Regions from separate parts of the Homo sapiens genome. Here all the other regions are linked to region 4. A link is a loop called in an ENCODE intact Hi-C map of the cell type or tissue named here. Cell type or tissue: A673. All regions are shown on one strand. Region 1 overlaps LOC107986023 (a long non-coding RNA gene). Region 2 overlaps ASTE1 (asteroid structure-specific endonuclease 1). Region 3 overlaps COL6A6 (collagen type VI alpha 6 chain). Region 4 holds the start of LOC105374106 (a long non-coding RNA gene).

Region 1 (5,000 bases), 480 kb before region 4:
CCTCACCCTGTAGCCACTACCACCACAGGCCCACTGGGAGTACTAACGGGCTACTGCTGATGTTCACTTATGGTCCAAGCACTATTCAGTCAGTTTGTGGTAAATGCTGCCAGGCCTAGGACTCACCCTTAAGGGAAATGTGCTCTCCAGTGGTCCAGGGTGGGTCCAGAAATGCCATCCAAGAGCCAAGGCCTATAATTGGGAACCCCAAGAGACTACTTGGTACTCTACCTGACTGTGGCCGAGCTGGTACCTAATGTGCAAAACTAAGCCCCCTTTAGTTTTCTTTCTGTTTTTCTCAAGCAGGAAGAGTCTCTCACCGTAGCCACTACAGTTGGGAATGTGCTGGGTCTCACCTGAATCCAGCTCATCTCAGAGTCTTACTCAAGGCCCCTGGTATACTACCTGGGTATCACTGTTGGTTATTTAGGGCTGAAGGGCTGCTTAGCTAGAAGGTGATGGATCCTGCCAGGACTGGGCCCTTCCCTTCAAGGCAGTGGGTTCCCTTCTTGCCCAGGGTGTGTCTCAACATGTTGTCTGGGAGCTAGGGCCTGGAATGGGGGCCTTATGACTCTTACCAGTGCCCTATCCTACTGTGGCTGAGCTGGCCCAATATGCACGACAAAGTCCTCTTTACTCTCCCCTCTTTTCTCCTCAAGCAGAAGGAAGGAGTCTCTTTTGGAACGTGAGCAGTGCTGCCTGAGTTTATGGGAGGAATAGCACAAGCACTCTCTTAGCCACTTCGGCTGGCTTCTTAGTAGGTGGTGTACCCCTCAAGTCCACTGGTTACGAAACCAGCTCAGCACTATTACTCTCCTAAGGGTTGCAGTCCTTGTGGCCTAGACTGTCTTTCAAGTTTATTAGGGCCCCAGAGCACTTTAGCCCGTGGTGATGAGGCTTGCTGAAACTCAAGTTCTGACCACGGGAATGGGTAATTTCCCTCTGGCTAGGGCTCATCTAGATGCTCCCTCCTTCAGCACACACTGGCTGACTTCAGCTGGGTTTTGCTTTCTGCTGTGATAGGACAGCACTGGGTTGAATGCAAAGTCTCACAGTCGCTGCTCTTTCTCTCTTGCAAGTGCACAGATTCTTTCTCTGTACCATGCAGCCACTGCCAGGGGGATGGGGGAGGAGTGGCATCGGCGATTCAAGACTGTCTTTACTACCCTCTTCAATGCCTCTTTCAGTGATATGAAGTTCAAACGTGGTACCGTGAGTGCTCGCCTGATTTTTGGTTCTTAGGAAGGTGCTTTTTGGGTGTAGATAGTTGTTAAGTTTGGTGTTCCTGTTGTGGGGGACAATCAGTGTGGAGCCTTCTATTCAGCCATCTTCCATTAGAGCTCATTTGTGATGGGCAGGTGGGTTAGGGGGACAGCTCCTCAGCTTCCTGGTCTGATGATATTTCCTAGTGGTTATCAAAAGCCTGATGTTCCAAGAATCTATCCTTGGTTTAGACACGGATTTGGGTAACTGCCACCCTTAGTTTCATAAGAATGTGTTGTCATTTACATCTGAGGTTAGAATTCAAGTAGGTACAGGAAATTCCTAACCAATTTCCTCTCTTAACTGGCCAGGTGAGGTCAAATAAATAGGGAGATGAAAAAAGTGAACAATAAGTTTATATAGTCAGAGGAAGTAGTAGTTATAGTGGAGATGTTGGTGATGATGGTGATATCGGTCATCTGGGTAACACTGATGCAGCCATGATGTAGGAATAGTAGGTGTAATCTTGACAAATGCCTGTGATGACAGTTATTGCCTGGGGCTGGCTTTTAGTTGATCTTTTTCACATGATAGGTGGGTGAGTCAGCTACTTTTAAAAGGCTAAGAACAGAGGGGACATGTATAAATCAAAATTTTATAAATTAAATATTTCCACTTTGATTCATACTATAATTTCAGAGACATTCAATCTTTATTTCTGAATGACCTTTCATTGTCAGTGATGGAGTATTTTAGCCTTAAGTTACAATGCCCTGTTGCCTCTGTAACATGTAGTTATTTTGTAAAGAAATTCCTAAATGATTACAGGAACTCATATTTAAACAATCATTTTGTAAAGAGTAATTGTCATATTTGACATATTTCTATTTTTCATCAGATGAAATTTTCTTACACTGAGAGTTCTAAGAGAAATATACTATACTATCCCAAGGCTACATAACTTGTGAGGAATAATATTTAAAAGGATTCAGAGATAACTTATTTGTATATTCCATTTTTTTTCCTTTGGGTGTTGACAGTTTATTCATTTAGGAAATGAAAAGAAATAGCAAAAATGTGATAATGATATTCTAGACATTAAAATGAGAAAAATAACATTTTGTAGCTACATGAAAATTTTTCTCTCTGGAGTTTAAAATGCTGAAGAGAATAATAGAATTATTCTCTCATCGATGAGAATAATTTCATTTACAGTCAATAAAAATATATATTCCATCACAAGCTCTCCATTGTAAATGTAAATAAGATATACTATGCAATAAATCTCTAAACAACCTACTCCAATAATTAAAATTATTTTATTTTCCTTTTTAGTATTTTTTGTCATCATCATCCTGTGATTTTTTTTGCTGAGCAATATTATATGCCTGGTTCCATGCTGGACTTTTATATATATATGATCCCTGTTAATGCTCACAACAGTCCTATGTGGTATCTGTAATTGCCTCTGGCTTTACAGATAAAGAAACTGAGACTCAAGAGATTTTAAACAACTCATCCAAGGACAGTGGTGCACAGAGGAATGACCCCAGGTCTAAGATCATGTTCTCAAATACTGCACGATATTTGACCACAAACATATGTGATTTTCAAGGAGCATCTGAAGTCATGTAAAAAAATTCCTGTAGCTGTTTTATTTATAGTAATATTATATCACAAACACTTTCCGTGTTTGCCACATAACTTCTTAATCAGACGTCCTGTGCACATTTGCTCTGAGCCTCCACTGGGGTGCACTGCCCTCTAGTGGAATTCTATTCTTCAGAAACTTTTTGCCCTCTTTCTGCCCCTAGGATAAAAAGTTGTTTTCTTGTTGCATAACTATTTATTGTTACTGCTTTATTTTAAACATGATAAAATGTTACAAGGTCTTTTATCTTGTATTCTTTAATGTAGAGAGATATGATTATTCCTATTTTGGCGGGTATGTGGAAAATAAATTGAACCCCAGAGAAATTCAGAAATGTACTTCAAGAAAGAATTCATTGTTCCTCGCGTTGAAATAAACATGGCGCCACTATTTCCTGAAGTTAACAGGATATTTAAAGCATCTCTCCTAAAATTACATTTAAAGGCTTGAGGATATGTCAAATTGTGATAGTACCAGCACTGAAAGACAAAGTAGACTCTCCTGGGATCCATAAATAACTTGGAAATATATTTAAAACACAAGAAATTCAAATAGACCAGAATTTGTTTCTGTCTGAGCTCAGGTTAATTCCTCATTTTTAAATATGTTTCTTTTTCTTTTCTTTGTTTCTTTTTTCTTTCTTTTTTTTTTTTTTTTTTGAGACACAGTCTCACTCTGTTGCCCAGGCTGGAGTACCGTGGTGTGATCTTGGCTCACTGCAACCTCTGCCTCCCAGGTTCAAAGGATTCGCCTGCCTCAGCTCCCAAGTAGTTGGGACTACAGGTGGGGGCCACCACGCCTGGCTAACTTTGTATTTTTTTATAGTAGAGATGGGGTTTCACCATGTTGCTCTGGCTGGTGTCAAACTCCTGGCCTCAAGTGATCCGCCCACCTCAGCCTCCCAAAGTGCTGGAATTACAGGCGTGAGCCACCCACGCATGGCCTAGTTTTTAATATGTTTCTAATGAATCTTTTTCACTTTGATATTGTTAAAAATCCTCACAGTATTAAAATGCATAATTGGATAGCTTTGTTTTAATTAGGAAGGACTTTGGTTAATATCGCATTGTTTTAGAGAAAGCAACAGGGATAATGTTTTTTGTTTTGCTTTGTTTTTAGTGAATTAGGCCATTATTTCTGCTACTGTTCATCAGAAAAGAAGCCCTGGGCAAAATTGCTGATGCTATCACATGGAAAAGGGCTGACATGAGTTGTAATTGCTTTGTGTGCACCCAGTGGAACATGCTGTGGAGGGGAGGGGAAAACCCTTCAGCTTCATCTTTACTAGAAAGCCAGCTCTTCAAAATTAGATGTCTTCTTGTGCTTAGTGAATGACCAATATGAAAAAGGAGAAGCAGCAAAGACAGGGTTATATAGCATGTATAACATTTAATAAAAGAGAGAATCATCCAAGACTTCCTAAGGAAATTATATTGATATCTCTGTGCTCTACATTAAAATTGTTTATTTTCTTTGAGCTTAGGTTTCAGGACAGGTAAGAGGATGGTCAAAACTAACATAAAGCAATTTTTAAGACAAATACTCTTCCAAGTAGTACACAAATAAGTTACCCACACAAGGGTAAAAAAAGACGATGGCAAAATGCCTTCAAAGTGTGGAAATGTAGGATAGGTAAAAATCATGGATTATGTATATTGATAAACTCTTTTGTTCACCGAGAATTGACATTCAGCATATTATATACGAAATGAAAATTTGCCTAGGAAATGATCTTTGCTATTTGTAGACCATGCCATATATAAATACCACATTGCAAATAAAATCTTATAGTTAGAAGACTTGTAGGAAGTTGATGTTTTCTATAGGTTCCTCCCCTTACGGTTTAATTATTCTAAATACTTGTAGAGTGTTAATATTATAAGGCAGGATTTCTCAACCTCTATTATGTTACCGATAATTCTGGTTCCTCCCCCTACAGTTTAAGTATTCTAAATACTTGTAGAGTCTTAAAATTATAAGACAGGATTTCTCAGCCTCTGTTACCGATAATTCTCTCTCTGTATGTGTGTGTGTGTGTGTGTGTGTGGGTGTGTGCGTGTGTGTGTGGGTGTGGGTGTGTGTGGGTGTGGGTGTGGGTGTGTGTGGGTGTGGGTGTGTGTGGGTGTGGGTGTGTGTGGGTGTGGGT
Region 2 (5,000 bases), 740 kb before region 4:
AAACACTGGGACACTTTAATACTTCAGTGGAATATCCTCTTTAAAGATTATGAATGCTCTAACACTGTATAAACATGCATAATAATTATACTCTGGAATAGTACTATCTAATATGGTGGCTACTAGCCACACATGGCCAAAGTTAAATTCCATTTAAATTAAAAATTCAGCTTTTCAGTCACACTAGCCACACTTCAAGTGTCAGGTAGTTACATATGGCTATAGGCTAGCCTACTGTATTGGACAGCACTGCAGAAAGTTCTATTAGATCGTGCTACTCTAGTTTACTATTTTAATAAGTTAGATAAAAGAATGAAACAGCATGGATTCCTGTTTCTAAAGTATTAAGGCTCAAGCTTGACAGCTGTCAGAGGGACTGTTGTTATATGACAGCCAACTTAACACAAAACAAATCAGTTAAGTCCCACTGCTGCTTTATGAACACAGGTTTAGAGTATTTCCTCTGATTGAATAATAAATACAGTATAAGAAAGCTCTCAGAGCACAAGCCTATTAAGTTTTTACCTGAGTCCAAGAGAAGGGGCATGTCAAGGGTCTGTTTCTTTTCTTTTAGGAAATGTGGACCCTGTACCCAGGCAGGCTCAGTGTCTTGCTCCTCGCTAGTTGGTAAAAGGTGGGCCTCCTTTTTATTATTTTCAAATTGGTCCAGATGTTATTTTGTGCACCCCTGCCCAAACAAATCTGTAGAAACTTACAGCTAAAAACACACAACATTCCTTATTTCCTAGGATTGTTGCTTCTTGCCCCTTATCCTCTACTATGAAAAGAAAATGATTATTTGCCAAATTCTCCAAGTCATACTTTAGCTTCCTCCTATAAAACACAGAGGTCAAAATGTGTTTTGAACACACAGGTTGTTTCTTTAACACAAATGCACCACAGCTTGGGAGTTTCGGTGAAAGAGAACAGTAAAGAGAATAATATTTAATAGTCATTTGTATTTTTCATAGACACAGATTTAGGGTTTAGAGAATTCAAATGCAGACATGTTTATGGTCAGGTAGTAGACCAGTGGAAAAGATCTTATTTCAGGGAAAAAGTAAATTCCGATGGGTTGAATAAAGTTAGGTCATCATTAAAAAGACAGTTCAGTATCAATATTTCAATTTATACAGCAAGGCATTTATGAAGCCAGAAGAGAAAAACATCTTAGTTTTTTTAAATTAATTTCTTTCTTTATAGAATTTGTAGTATATGTGGAGAAAATGAAAAGCTGTTACAGTGCTTTTAGAAATACTGCCCTTGGGCTGTTTCTTTATTTAGGTAAGGAAGAGCTGCAGGAAGATGGTGCTAAGATGTTGTATGCAGAGTTCCAAAGAGTGAAGGCGCAGACACGGCTGGGCACAAGACTGGACTTAGACACAGCTCACATCTTCTGTCAGTGGCAGTCCTGTCTCCAGATGGGGATGTATCTCAACCAGCTGCTGTCCACTCCTCTCCCAGAGCCAGACCTAACTCGGTAAGCACCATGGGAAACTTTAGTTCAGATGGAAGCACACAAAAGTAAATACAGTATTTTCACTTATATTTAAAGCAACAAAGTTACTTAAAAAAAAAAACCAAAACAAAAAAAAACTAATCTTAATGTAATTGATTTTGAGTCACTGTTACAGCTGAAGAGCTGGAAACGGGAAAAATATTAAATTATTTCCATATTCTCAAAGAATGTTTCCATGATTCAATCCAATTTTAAAAAATCAGTTCCTTTAAGTAATACATTAATATGTGGGAGAGGGGAGGCAATCATTGGTAGGATACAACTCTCTCCTTTCCTCTCAGTCTTTAAATGTCACTTTGTAGAGCCTTTTTCTGATAACCCACCCTAGTGAGACACACTGTCTACCCTCATTCACTCTAGTCCTGTTACTCTATTTTTTTTTAATTGCATTTCTTACCACTTGGCATATGGCTTACTCATTCATTCAGATATTAAATGCCTACCCTGTGCTAGGGTGTAGGGACAAAAACAGAATCTCAGCTCTAATGGAGCTTTCATTCTAAGTGAGATGATGAGTAGATGCCCAAGTGAACTTAACCTAGGATGTTTGCTTTACCAGGCAAGAAGGACAATAAGGGAGTTGAGCCTATGTGCCACAGAGTAATTATAATGTTTGTCTGTGGAGTTTAAGCTGGGTATGATAAAAAGAAGTGACAGCAGCAGTAGGGTGTGGAGCAGTGAAAAAAGTGATAGGATCAATGGATTGGACATCTTGGTAATTGACCATCCAGGAGGTACTTGAGGGAGAGATGAAGATAAAAAGGAGATAGATTGTGTTTTGTTTGTCTCTCCACTCAGATGTAAACTCTGTGGGGGGAGGGGCTTGTCTATTTTATTTGCTGTTGCAGCCCCAGTGCCTTCAATACTTTGAATGAGGATATATGGACGCATACAAAATATGGTGGGACTTTACATGTTTCAAGGTAAAAAGCCTCCTGGCAGTAAACAGTGTTGTTAATATATCTCTGGGCCTTATATCTGAGCTAACACAAATAAGACTAATTGGCCTTTGACCCCTGGATTCTTTATTTCTTTCGTTTAATAATTTAAGGCCATTCTTGACTGGATCCTCTTTAGTTACCACAAATCCTTTTAAAACAAAACAGGAAATGCAAAACAAAACAGTTCTCTTAATAATGATTTAAACAGCAGGATTGTTCTTGAATCTTAGCATAACCAAGGCTTTTTACACAGAGATGTTACACTGATTAAATGATGGTTCTACATGGATTGCTAAGGTACCAGTTTATCAGCTTTGTCCATAATAAACTTGTGGATTCCAATTAATCCCATCTTCTATTTGTGAAGTAGGTTTTTAGTCTCAGTGAATGACCTTGCAAATGATGCCAATAAATTTTCTCATATTCTAACAAACTGCCTGTTTGGTTTATCAGGGTCCTTTTAAATTCCTTTTCTTTAAAATTAAAGTGTTTGTTAAAGACACCTGCTCAGTCTGGGGCTAGCTGCAAAACCACTAAGCATGCATCACGTAATTTGTTGATGAAAAGTTTTTAAGTATCACCAGCAAAGAATCTTTGTCATACCAGCTCAGTTCCTTCCTTCAAAGAACAGATTATTCTTAAGTAATTTCGATAATATTATAGAGCAATAAGAGCTCTCATTGTTTAGATGCATTTGTTGAAGCTATGTCAATGGTAGTTATCCTGTTGCACTGAATTACTTCTTTAACAACATACTTTTTTCTTGCTTTGAACAGACTGTACAGTGGAAGCCTGGTGCACGGACTATGCCAGCAACTGCTAGCATCGACCTCTGTAGAAAGTCTCCTGAGCATATGTCCTGAGGCTAAGCAACTTTATGAATATCTATTCAATGCCACAAGGTCATATGCCCCCGCTGAAATATTCCTACCAAAAGGTAGATCAAATTCAAAAAAAAAAAGGCAGAAGAAACAGAATACCAGCTGTTCTAAGAACAGAGGGAGAACCACTGCACACACCAAGTGTTGGTATGAGGGAAACAACCGGTTTGGGTTGTTAATGGTTGAAAACTTAGAGGAACATAGTGAGGCCTCCAACATTGAATAAAACTCAGTTTGCATCAAACTAGATGTATTTAATATAATCCTTACTTAAAATTCTTCCGTTACCACCCTTGAAACAATTAGCTTTTTCTTTAGGACTGACCTGTTAGGGGATAAACATCACAATAATCTGAATTCCAAGTTATTTTGTATTTTGTTTTTAATAAATACAACCTGATTTAAGAAGCTTCTGTATTTCTAAATATGTTTGAAACCATGTTTATACTTCTCATGTTCCATTTCAGCAAGTTAATGGTAATATAGTCTATATGCTTTAAATTGCAGCAATTTAGCCAGCTACATTCTCAGAAAGTAGAAGTCTCACTCAATTATTGCCTTTAAGTAGCAGCTGGTTATCATTTCAAAAAGTTTTAAAAACAGTTTCCTCTTTGTACTTTAGTATGAAGTCTGGCCAATGAAAGTTAGAAGTGAGGATGCCAGACAGAAAACTGTCTCTACTAAAAGTAAGTACTTAGTCAATGAGACCATGACAGGATTGAAGAGCACTTTAGGTGCACTCCAGGTTTTAAAGGAGAAGTTGAAACTAATGGCTTCAGCCAAATAAGAAACAGCATCCTGAGCTGTTAGACCTGGAGAAGGAGGAAACAGTGAGAAGTGAAAATATCAAGAGATATATGCAGCAATACCAGACCCTATGCCCTCTTTATACTACAGATTTTGACCCATTAATGAGATGTGAAAGTATTTAATGAGTCATACCCAGCATTTTTTAATGAAAAAGTTAGAATGGAAAATATCAGATATACATATCATGTATTAGGTGATTGTGTAAAATATATTCCTTACTGTGGACTGTAGGGAAGAAGTTTAAAAGGTACTGCTCTGGAAAATACTGCCAAATAGAGGCTGCTAAAATTAGAAATACCCAGAGTTCTGAAAGTGCCGGCCAGTTCCAAATGAGAACTTGAAAATAAAGAGAACCAAGTAGAATAAATGCATTGGGCAAGATCTGAAAATATACTCAACCTTCATTTTACTTGTATTCATACAAATTGTGTTCTTCCTTCTGTACTCTCCCACTGGTATATTCCATCAGGAATAGCCCTAAAGGTAGCTTTAAAGCTGCCATTTTGAGCAGGCCTATGTACAGTTCCTAATATCTGATAAACAATTTTCTTTACTTTACTAGAATTACCATACTCTTAGAGAAATAAGCCCAGCATCAGCCAGTGTCAAACACACACCTGCCAAGTGTTGACTTTTACAAAAGGCACAATAAATCATTTGCCCCTAGAGTATTCAACCCTAACAATTACTTTGTTAAATAAGAGTTCTTGAAATAAGGAAATTTTTATTATTTTCAGAGGATTGCATGGGAGTTCCTCAGTAAGGTTATTTTTATAACCTTACTAACAACCATCTCCAAAGAGATGGTTACTCCCAGAAGAATCAAGAAAAGAGTAGTCAAGTACATCT
Region 3 (5,000 bases), 260 kb before region 4:
TGGAATAGTATTCAGCACTAAAAACTATCAAGCCATGAAAAGACATGGAGGAAACTCAAGTGTTTATTGCTAAGTGAAAAAAGCCAATCTGATCACTGTGGCTCTGATTTTCATTTCTCCAATGATCAGTGATCTTGAGCTTTTTAAAAATATGTTTGTTGGCTGCATAAAAGTCCTCTTTTGAGAAGTGTCTGTTCATGTCCTTTGCCCACGTTTTAATGGGGTTGTTTTTTTCCTTGTAAATTTGTTTAAGTTCCTTGTAGATTCTGGACATTGGATTCCTCAAAGACCTACAACCAGAAATACCATTTGACCCAGCAATCCCATTACTGGGCATATACCCAAAGGAATATAAAAAAATCTATTATAAAGATATATGCACACATATGTTCACTGCAGCACTATTCACAATAGCAAAGACATGGAATCAACCCAAATGCCCATCAGTGATAGACTGGATGAAGAGAACTGGTACATATACACCATGGAATACTATGCAGCCATAAAAAGAAATGAGATTATATCCTTTACAGGGAAATGGATGAAGCTGGAAGTCACTATCCTCAGCAAACTAATGCAGGAACAGGAACCCAAACACCTCATGTTCTTACTTATAAGTAGGAGCTGAACGATGAGAACACATGGACACAGGGAGGGGAACAACACACAATGGAGCCTGTTGAGGGAGGGTGGGGTCAGGGAGGAGAGCATTAGGGAAAAGAGATAACGCATGTTGGGCTTAATACCTAGGTGATGGGTTGATAGATGCAGCAAACCACCATGGCACATGTTTACCTTTGTAACAAACCTGCACATCCTGCAATGTATCCTGGAGCTTAATTAAATTTTTTAAAAAAGAAAAAAAGGGCAGAGCACAAAGGATCTGTAGGTCAGTGAAATCATTCTGATACTATGATGGTGAACACATATCATTATAAATTGTCTAAACACATAGAATGGACCACATGAAGAGTAAACCCTAATGTAAATTATGGACTTTGGGTGATGATGTGCCAGCGTAGGCAGGTTCATCAATTGTGACAGATATCCCACGCTGATAGAGGATATTGATAATCAGGGAGGCTATGTATGTGTGATAGAGGATATATGGGAAATCTGTCCTTCAGCTCCGTTTTGCTGTGATGCTAAAACTGCTCTAAAAAAGTCGTCTATTTTTAAAAAGGAAATAACCATAAGGGTCAGGATAGTAGTTACATAGGATGTGGGGGGCAGAGAGAAAGGACTGAAAATAAACTCATTGTAGATATGTTATTATCAACATTCCAGTTTTCATGTGGTAGAGGTTTATGGTTTATTATTAACAAATAAGCAAATAAATAGAACCTCTTGCAAGGACCCATAAATGAGTATGTAATGAACTGTGGGTTAGAATTAACCCAATTCTATGTACCTGAAATCCAATAAATGTATATTTTTAAAAAACTCAAAATTTTTAGAATTAAATACTGTTGAAGGAAAGAGATCAGGCAATTAAGCCTCCAGTTCATTTAAATGCTGACAGCAGGTATGAAACAATTGCAGGGAGTATTTGTCCCACTGAGATGGTCATCTGTAATAAGTTTTGTATTAGTGTGGCAGGAAACAAGGAAGTGAAGAGCATATTTTGATCAAAAGAACCTTCCTTGAGCCCATAATTTTTCATGGTGTACTGCAGAACCCAATTAAAGGAACTCAAAGAAATAAATTTTTTTTTTTTTTTGAGACGGAGTCTCGCTCTGTTGTCCAGGCGGGAGTGCAGTGACGCGACTTGGCTCACTGCAACCTCCGCCTCCCGGGTTCACGCCATTCTCCTGCCTCAGCCTCCTGAGTAGCTGGGACTATAGGCGCCCACCACCACACCCGGCTAATTTTTGTATTTTTAGTAGAGACGGGGTTTCCCTATGTTGGTCAGGCTGGTCTGAAACTCCTGACCTCTTGATCCACCGGCCTCGGCCTCCCGAAGTGCTGGGATTACAGGCGTGAGCCACCGCGCCCAGCCCAGAAATAAAATTTCATCAATGAAAAACCACCTAGCAATAACCATAATCTCTGTGGCTGACACTTCTTAGTTGTTCACCAAAAATTAGTGCTGCCCATTCCACATTGAGAAGTTGTCACTGAGCCATGGCGGCCAGCAGGGGGCTATATTTTCTAGCTCCACTTGCAATGGCTAAATGAGTGCCAGCCAATGCAACCTCAGCAGAAATTCCCACAGGGGGCACCTCAATCTTTCTTCCCCTTCTGATTGGCTGGAATGGAGACAATCTCAAGCACCAAATGTTGAGGATGGCAAGGTTACTCTCAGCATGGGGACCTGAATGGCTGTGTGGACAGGGGCCACCCCATGAATGTGTTTACAGACCTACTTCTGTTAAATCAGTAATAATTTAACTTACTATTGTGTGTGCATCAGTATACATTTTTAGGTTTATTAGCTACAGCAGCAAGCATTACCCAATGTAGCCTCTAGCACCTATGATTGTAGGATAGCATGAAATAGTAGAGATAGGAGAGAAATTCTGAGCAGGGGATAGGAGGTGTGGGACAAATTCGAGGCACAGGCAGAATCACTCCACTGAAAATGACTTGGCAATACTGAGCTCACACTCCAATTATACTAGGATCCACCTGTAAGGCTGTGTAGGCTAGTAGTTAAACTCATGGATTCTGGCATCAGACTGCCTAATTAAAATCCTAGTTCTATAGCCCACAAACTGCATGACTAGGCAAGTAATTTAATTGCTTTGAACCCATTTCTCATCCATAAAATGGTGTTAGTAACCACATCCACTTCAAGGAATTGTTTTGGGGGTTAAATGAACTGATGTGTGTAAACGAGTTGGCACAGTATCTTCTTTGCAGCAGATACTAAGTAAATGTTAGCTGTTGTCATTATTTTTATTTTTGTTGCCATCTTTACAATGGGACAGCTTGTGAGTAACCTAGAAAAGGCACCGCCTGGCAAGGAACTTTATTTACTCTCTCTCCTAAAGTCTTTCCTTATCACATTTTCAACTCTTAACATGTCTACAGGCTTGTATAACATTTGCTTAGGTATAATATTTTGCAGATTTCCAAGTCTTTTCACAGCCATTATCTCCCTGAACCCTGAGAGTACCCCTGTAAAGTAGGTATAATTTTTTATTCATTTTTTACAAGGGAAACATCTAAGTCTTGGCAAAGTTGAGCATTTCCTCAGGTCACAGCCAGTCCTGCTGATCTGAGTCCAGTGCTTTTTCCACTATATCATATTGCTTTCCTTGAGGCAAAGCTTTGCATGCTATCCAGTTCTCTGCAGATGAAGGAATTTTATCTAATGTGTTAGAATGTACCAGATAATCTGTGTGTAATTATCTTTCACTGGAAATTTCTTTAAGTTGTCTTCTTTCTCAATGAATGGATACCAACTGCTGTGAATTTCTGCCATTGACAGCTAATCCCATTAAGTCTGAATAGAGGCTCTGTATCTCCAAGTTGCTGTTTTTCTGTATTTGACCAAGATACAAAAGGGCAGCCATACTGACACAATTTATAACGGCCAATAATGACATCAGCTAGTCTGAAATCTGTCCAGCAATACCCAAAGGACTAGAGAGGTAATAAAATATTTGGTCACTGATAAAATATTCATTACAGCTAAATCAAAAGCATGCATGGCAGGAAAAATGAGGTTTAACTGGTACTCTTGAATATCCCAGCAGCTAAGCCCAAAGTAGACATTCAACAAATATCTGCTAATTGTTGACCACCTAAGTTTTAGGCTTGGAAAAGCAAAACACAACTAAAGAGATTCACACAGGGTAGCATTTGAAAGCTAGCATGGATTTTCTCTATTAGCTCAAGTATTAAGTACCTTTGAAAAATAGTCTGACCTTGCATTGAGCAAACTAAGTAGAGAGAAACTCATAAGATCCCTGGGCTGACTGGCTACAGTTGGTGGGGTGTGGGGGTGTTTCTGGAACGAATAACAGCTACTACTGAGCACTACTAAGTGCCAGCCATTATTCTAAGAGCCACACTTAATTGTCTCAACAACCCGATGAGTACCAGACCCACTTTACAGATGAGATTGAGTTAGAGGGTTAAGTAGCTTGCTGAAAGTCACACAGCTATTAATTGATAGAGCTAGAACAAACTAATCAATCAAATGTGAATGTAGTGTCCCTAACTGTGTTAAGGGAAACAGACAATCTAATTGCTGAGCTGTAACAAATACACTAAAAAATAATTAACTGTTAAATAATGCACAGTTGAATATGACTGCCATCTCAGTAAGTGGTACCACTACTCACCAAGTTTCCTCAGCTAGAAACATAGGAATAATTAACTCATCTCCTTTCACATCCCTGAGCAGACACTGTTAGTTTTACTTAAAAAAATTAGATCTCAGATCCAGCCATTCGTCAATACCTTTTTTACTTCCACCTTAATCTAAGACACTATCATCTCACCTGAATTCTAGCAAAAGCTTTCTAATTGGACTCCTTGCTTCCACTCTGGCCAATTACATATTATTCAAGTGTGCTTCATTTTAAACTAAAAATGAGATAGTTTCACATCTACTCAAAACCCCTTTCCATGTTCATCAGGGCCTTCCATGGTCTAGGCCCTATTAATCCTCTGACTTCATCTCCTTCCTCTCTCTCACCACTCCAGCTGCACTGATTTCACTTTTCCTTGAACAGGACATGCTTGTTCTACCTGAGGGCCTTCACAGTTTCTGCTACTTTGGTTTCCTTAGATGTGTGTTTAAATATTACATCCTTCTTAAAGGGACGTTTGGTTAGCACCCTATTGAAAATAATTTCCCCTTCTCTACCCGTCTACTCCCAATCACTATTATTTCTCTTCAGAGGACTTGTCTTCGTCAGCGAATCTATTGTGGTAATATTTGTTTCCTTGCTTATGGTCTTTCCTCATAAGAATGTGAGTACCACAAGGGCAGGTATGTGTTTTTGCAGGCTGCACCCTGGAGTCTGGAACAGTGCCTGACCCACTGT
Region 4 (5,000 bases):
CCATTTCTCTATACCTGTATCTCTGGGGACAGGCCTGGAAATGCTTCAGTAACAACCCCCTAATTTTGGTGGATTACAAAAACAAAGGTTTCTTTCTCAATCATATTTTGTGTCCATCATGGTCAGCTGTTGAATGATCACCGCAGGCTCTAGGCTGATGGAGAAGACTCTTTCTGTAACATTGCTGTTCTCTTAGAATGTTTTACTTTTCTAGATATGTATTCATATTGTGTATGAATAGAAACTATATTATGTCTTCCTTTCCAATTATTCTGCTTCTAAATGCTTTTTCTAATCTAATTTCATTGGTGTTTTAAGTATTTTGAGGCTATATTATTACATGAATACATATATACAATTTTTATTTTTTTTTATCATTAGGAATTGATCCTAGGCCAGCCAACTGACCAACAGACTGGTAGCTGACTAGACACATGAGCAAGCCCAGTCACAACTTTTTGAAATTAATAATTACCCCAAAACTTAGTGTTTTAAAACAACAGCCATTTATTTAGCTCAGTATTCTGTGGGTCATAAGTTTGGGTTGGGTTCAGCTGGGTGGTTCTCCTGTCCTCTGCTGGGCTTGCATCTTTTAGCTTCCTAAGAGATTAGCTAAAGAAGGAATGCTTTTGTTTGCAGAACTTAGAGAGACGATAAAGGGGCAAGTAATGTTTCTCTCCTCTCCAGTCTCCTCAGACAGAAAAGACCAAAGCCCAGAAAAATAGAGTATCTTCTATGAAGTCACCAGGAAAGCTGCGGAGGGAACCAGATGCTGAATTCACATGCCCCAGTCTTGGTATTTCCCATAACACCGTAATCCCAACATTGACTCTCCAGCTGTATTACAAATATACCTTTGAGATTATTCAAAAGTTAAACGAAGAATCCACCATGAGATCACAAGAGGTCAGAAATTAAAGGAAGAACCATAAATAGTACACAGTCAGCATGATCTCCACTCAGGAGAGCTTGGGGAAAATCCCTGTATGCATTTATACATTTTGATACATGGCTGGGAACCAAGTTCTGAGCCTACCAATCGCAAACCCTCCACTTTTCTAGGATCAGTGAAATCCACTACATGTTTAAAAGTGCAAAGCAGTCAATTCACGTAATGATTAAAACCCTTAAACTTTGCAGAGCGAACCAAGCAGATGCCAAATCAGTTCAAAACACATTTTAATTCTAATTTTAGGCTACCAATTGAATCATGGTGTAAGATTTGATGCCACTTGAACTTTCTGGGTCTCAATTCTTTCATCAGATAAATTAATATCCCCAAAGCAGTGCAAGGTTATAATTAATGAAATAACAGATCCAAGGAGGAATTTAAAAACACATGAACCTTTTTACAATTGACTGATGGAGGCAGATGCCCTGGTGTCTGAAACAAATGCAGAACAAAAATAAATGCAGAATTACTAAGCAAAAAGTTGTTCTAGAGCAAGAGATATAGAAGGCAACCAACTGTTGGGGTGGCTGTGGGGCATTTCTAACAGTCTGAAAACTGGCAGGGAGTTTAAATATCAGAACTAAAGGGAGAAGTGTCAGGCCCTGTCCTGGGGAGGGGATTCCAAGATGAAGAGGCTCATGGCCTAATAAGGAGACTAATTGGCAAATGGTGTAAAATGGAGGGAAAAGGGCAAAAAGATAAGGGTATACAAGGCAGCCTATAGGAGCTACTGATTAATTCTTTCTTGAAAGGGGGCAATGGGAGATGTTTTCCTGAGAGGCAATGAGAGCTGAGCTGGGTTTTGGCACAGATAATGGATATGGTACATAATAGATGCCTATTAAATATTTGTAAATAAATTAAATAAAGGCATTTCCCACAAAAGTATCACCAAGGGCAACAGCATAGGTGAATGGAATATGGCGTTTCCAGGAAATGGTATTGCTCAAATGAAAAGTTGGAGGGTCAGAACAACCGCCACCATAGGTGAGGCTAGAGATGAATGCAAAGGCTAGATCTCTGAGAACTTGCACAAATGATTTTCGTTGTGTCCTGTTGGATTTTGGAAGCTAGGGAAATTTGAAAACAATGCAAAAAGACATTCCAGGTAAAGGAACTATGATGAGTGTGGTTTGTGCTCTGCAGTTCCTGCTTCAAGGAAGAACTTGTTGCCCCACCTGCTAGGAGTGCTGTGAGCAGAAAGGCTTCAGCTGGTCGACTTTAGAGCCTGCCACAGTTTCAGAGCTGCCACGTCCACAGGTATGCCCTTCTGGGTGATGGAGGCAGGGGATACAGACCCAGCCAAGTTAGCCCACACTGGGGTAACTCACACAAGCCCACTTAGGTCCAGAGATCCCTGTGGGGTTGGCCGAGGCTGCCATCACAACTGACCTGCACTGCAGTTCAACTTCTCTTTCAGTCCACTCCTACTTCCACCCAGGCCAGAACCACAGGGGTGGGGTGGGGTAGGGTGGGGTGGGGTGGGGGTGGGGGTGGGGGCAGCAGATGGAAGAGCAGGGAATCTGAGGCAGAAATCAAGCCCATCCTCCCACCCCTGTGGCTCTGACTTTCAGAATTCTTTGGTGGCAGCTAACGGTTTGGAACAAATGCAGTATAGCTCAAGGAGCCCTGGTCTCGGGATAAAAAGGAGTTCAAGGCCAGTTTCTGTTACGGGTCTGAGCCAAGCCACATCACTTCTGTAAGATAGTTTATCCCAAAAAGGGGATGAACAATGCCAACATCCCAGATTTAGTGGTGGGGCTGGGCAAATACATGACATAACATGGGAAAGTGCTTTATAAACTGTGTATACAGTAAGAGTGGGTATGAATATTGAAACAATAGACAGTTGTTTCTGCCCTTGGCTATATTGTTGCTACCTCGGAATTTATGGAGTGTAAGGTTTATGTTGAGAGTCAGAGGACCTCCGTGAAAGGGTTATACCGCCACCTAGTAAACACAGGGAGAACTGCAGTTGGATCTCATGAATGTTCCAAGGATGTGTAAACTTTAAAATCCTAAGCTCCTACGGGCTGAATGGACTCTCTCTTGGCAAAGGGAACCCCAGAAATACCTTAAAACTGTATTCCCAGCCATGACGGGATGGAAAGTCAGACATGCCTGGTTATACCTCCTCCTTTTAGAGTTTAGACACAACTGACCAGCATTAATGTTAAAATAGGGATCATAAGACTGACAGAGGAGACTTTTCATGGCAATAAGATACCAAATTATAAACAGGACCTAAGACCATACCAGGCAAAGGGTTAAGTCACACACTCCTGCACTTAAAGAATCAACTATGTTCTAACTGCCACAAGGTTTCTCTTTTTCTCCAGCAGCTAAACAAGCACTGGCCTCCAGATAAACAGTATTAAAACAATTACAACTCATCCAGCTCACAGATGCTGATTCACTGAACCCCTGTTCCACCGACCAGAAACAGCTTTGACTGGACAAGAGGCTGAATTCAGTAACTTTCTCCTGATGAGAAGACCACCAGCCATGGACTGGTTCTTGCTGGTTTACAGAGACTGCACACCTGTGTACCTTCATGTCCTGAAAAGATCTTTTGACATAGGGGCTAGGTATAATACATTTCATCTATTCATTTCAAAATGAACATCGGTCATAAGTTACATGTATGTTTATCTAACATGCCTGTGTCAGGACCACTTTCTTGAATACTCAGCTCCTCCTGTAACTTGTTGAACATGTATGTTTAGCCAACCTTTTCAGCATAAAACTCCTACCCCAACCCCTCCTCCTTCCAAACGCCTGTCTCTGGTCTTGGCTAGAGGCAGGCTTCCCAGCCTGTGGGACAACCACCTTGCAGGCTGTAACCTTTTATAAGAATTAAAGCCTCTTCTCTTCTAAATTTATAAATTATGTTTTTTCTTAAGTTAACAAGTGGGGACAATCAACACACTTGAATGTTTCTTCCCAATGATCTTCTTATTATTGAAACTTTGCCTTGGTGTTCCCAACTCCTGGACATAGGAAGGGAAGAATGGGAATAAGAAATAGAAAATAAATCACAGTTCAAATCAAATACCATCCTCAGGATAGATCACTTTGGCCATTTTATGCTCAGGCAGCTGAAGTTATGCCTAAAACAGAGAAATGCATATACCCATTCATATGATGAGCAGCTCTGTGGCAGGATGGAGCATCTGCCATTTAATTCCCGTCAAAAAATCAGTTGCTTGTACTGTGTTAAGGAAGAAAAAGAAGATAGTATATTCATTCATTAGAAAAAGCCTGGATTATATCAAAACGGTTACCTTTGGGAGAAAAGATTATAGGTGATCTTTATTTTTTCCATGTGCATTTCTGTGTCTTATAGATTTGCTACCATGAACACAGTCATCCTTTTGTGATCATATTAAAATGATTGTTATAAAAATAGAATTTAAAATGTGCTTCTTTGAACATTTTGTATAAAGCTGATTCCATCCCACCTGCTATGTCACCAGACTGTGTGGAGAAACACACAGATTATAGCAGTCACACTTACAGAACCAGGAACTTACCAGAGAGCAACTCCATCCTGTGTCCCTGGGGGAAAACCAGCTGCTTGTGATCAGTTATGGACTGAATGTTTGTGTTTCCCCAGAATTCATATGGTCGCCTAATGTGGCTATAGTTGTATTTAGGGCCTTAGGAGGTAATTAAAGTTAAATGAGGTCATACGAATGGTCCCTAGTCCAATAAGAGTGGTGTGCTTATAAGAAGAGACACCAGAGGCAGGTGCAGTGGCTCATGCCTATAGTCCTAGCTACTCAGGAGACTGAGGCAGGAAGATCATTTAAGCCTAAGACATTGAGGCTAGCCAAGGCAATATTGGTATAGTGAGGCCCGTCTCAAATGAAAATAAAAAAAAAAAAAAAAAAAGGCACCAGAGAGCTTGGGTCTTTTCTCTCTTGCTGTCTTTATGAGCATGCACTGAGGAAAGGCATGTGAGGACCCAACGGGAAGGTAGTCATTTGCAAGCCAGGAAGAGTGCCCTCTGTGCTGCGATCTTGAACTTCTAGCCTCCAGAACTGTC

What was found. Peaks named below come from ENCODE experiments on the same cell type or tissue, not always from the same donor. Only the 100,000 strongest peaks of a DNase experiment are listed, where the experiment ranks them.
Region 1: it touches region 4 in a loop (3-fold over the local background); 5 of 110 quality-filtered maps call a loop at or near these places.
Region 2: a loop joins it to region 4, with 4 times the contacts of the local background. A loop is called at or near these places in 2 of 110 quality-filtered maps.
Region 3: a loop joins it to region 4, with 14 times the contacts of the local background. A loop is called at or near these places in 33 of 110 quality-filtered maps.

What each region holds. Positions count from the first base shown.
Region 1 is chr3:130,757,882-130,762,881 of GRCh38, reverse strand. All of the region lies in intron 2 of LOC107986023 (a long non-coding RNA gene), which reads left to right. Among named protein-coding and RNA genes, the nearest start is that of PIK3R4, 14 kb to the right of the region's middle. In A673, a CTCF peak has its summit at 2,965 (motif pointing left); a DNase peak (open chromatin) is centred at 2,951.
Region 2 is chr3:131,012,624-131,017,623 of GRCh38, reverse strand. It overlaps ASTE1 (asteroid structure-specific endonuclease 1), which reads left to right. Exons shown (of 6, transcript NM_014065.4): 5 at 1,285-1,480; 6 at 3,237-3,749. The coding sequence ends at 3,567. It also overlaps a transcript of ATP2C1 not described here. Among named protein-coding and RNA genes, the nearest start is that of ASTE1, 12 kb to the left of the region's middle. In A673, no CTCF peak of the experiment used is centred here; no DNase peak of the experiment used is centred here.
Region 3 is chr3:130,536,353-130,541,352 of GRCh38, reverse strand. The region is part of intron 1 of COL6A6 (collagen type VI alpha 6 chain); the gene reads right to left. Among named protein-coding and RNA genes, the nearest start is that of COL6A6, 22 kb to the right of the region's middle. RefSeq lists a silencer at 2,117-2,186. In A673, a CTCF peak has its summit at 2,133 (motif pointing right); DNase peaks (open chromatin) are centred at 2,162 and 3,422; H3K27me3 peaks cover 527 bases.
Region 4 is chr3:130,274,267-130,279,266 of GRCh38, reverse strand. It overlaps LOC105374106 (a long non-coding RNA gene), which reads left to right and starts at 2,564. Exons shown (of 2, transcript XR_924479.3): 1 at 2,564-2,651; 2 at 3,292-3,834. In A673, a CTCF peak has its summit at 2,901; a DNase peak (open chromatin) is centred at 2,886.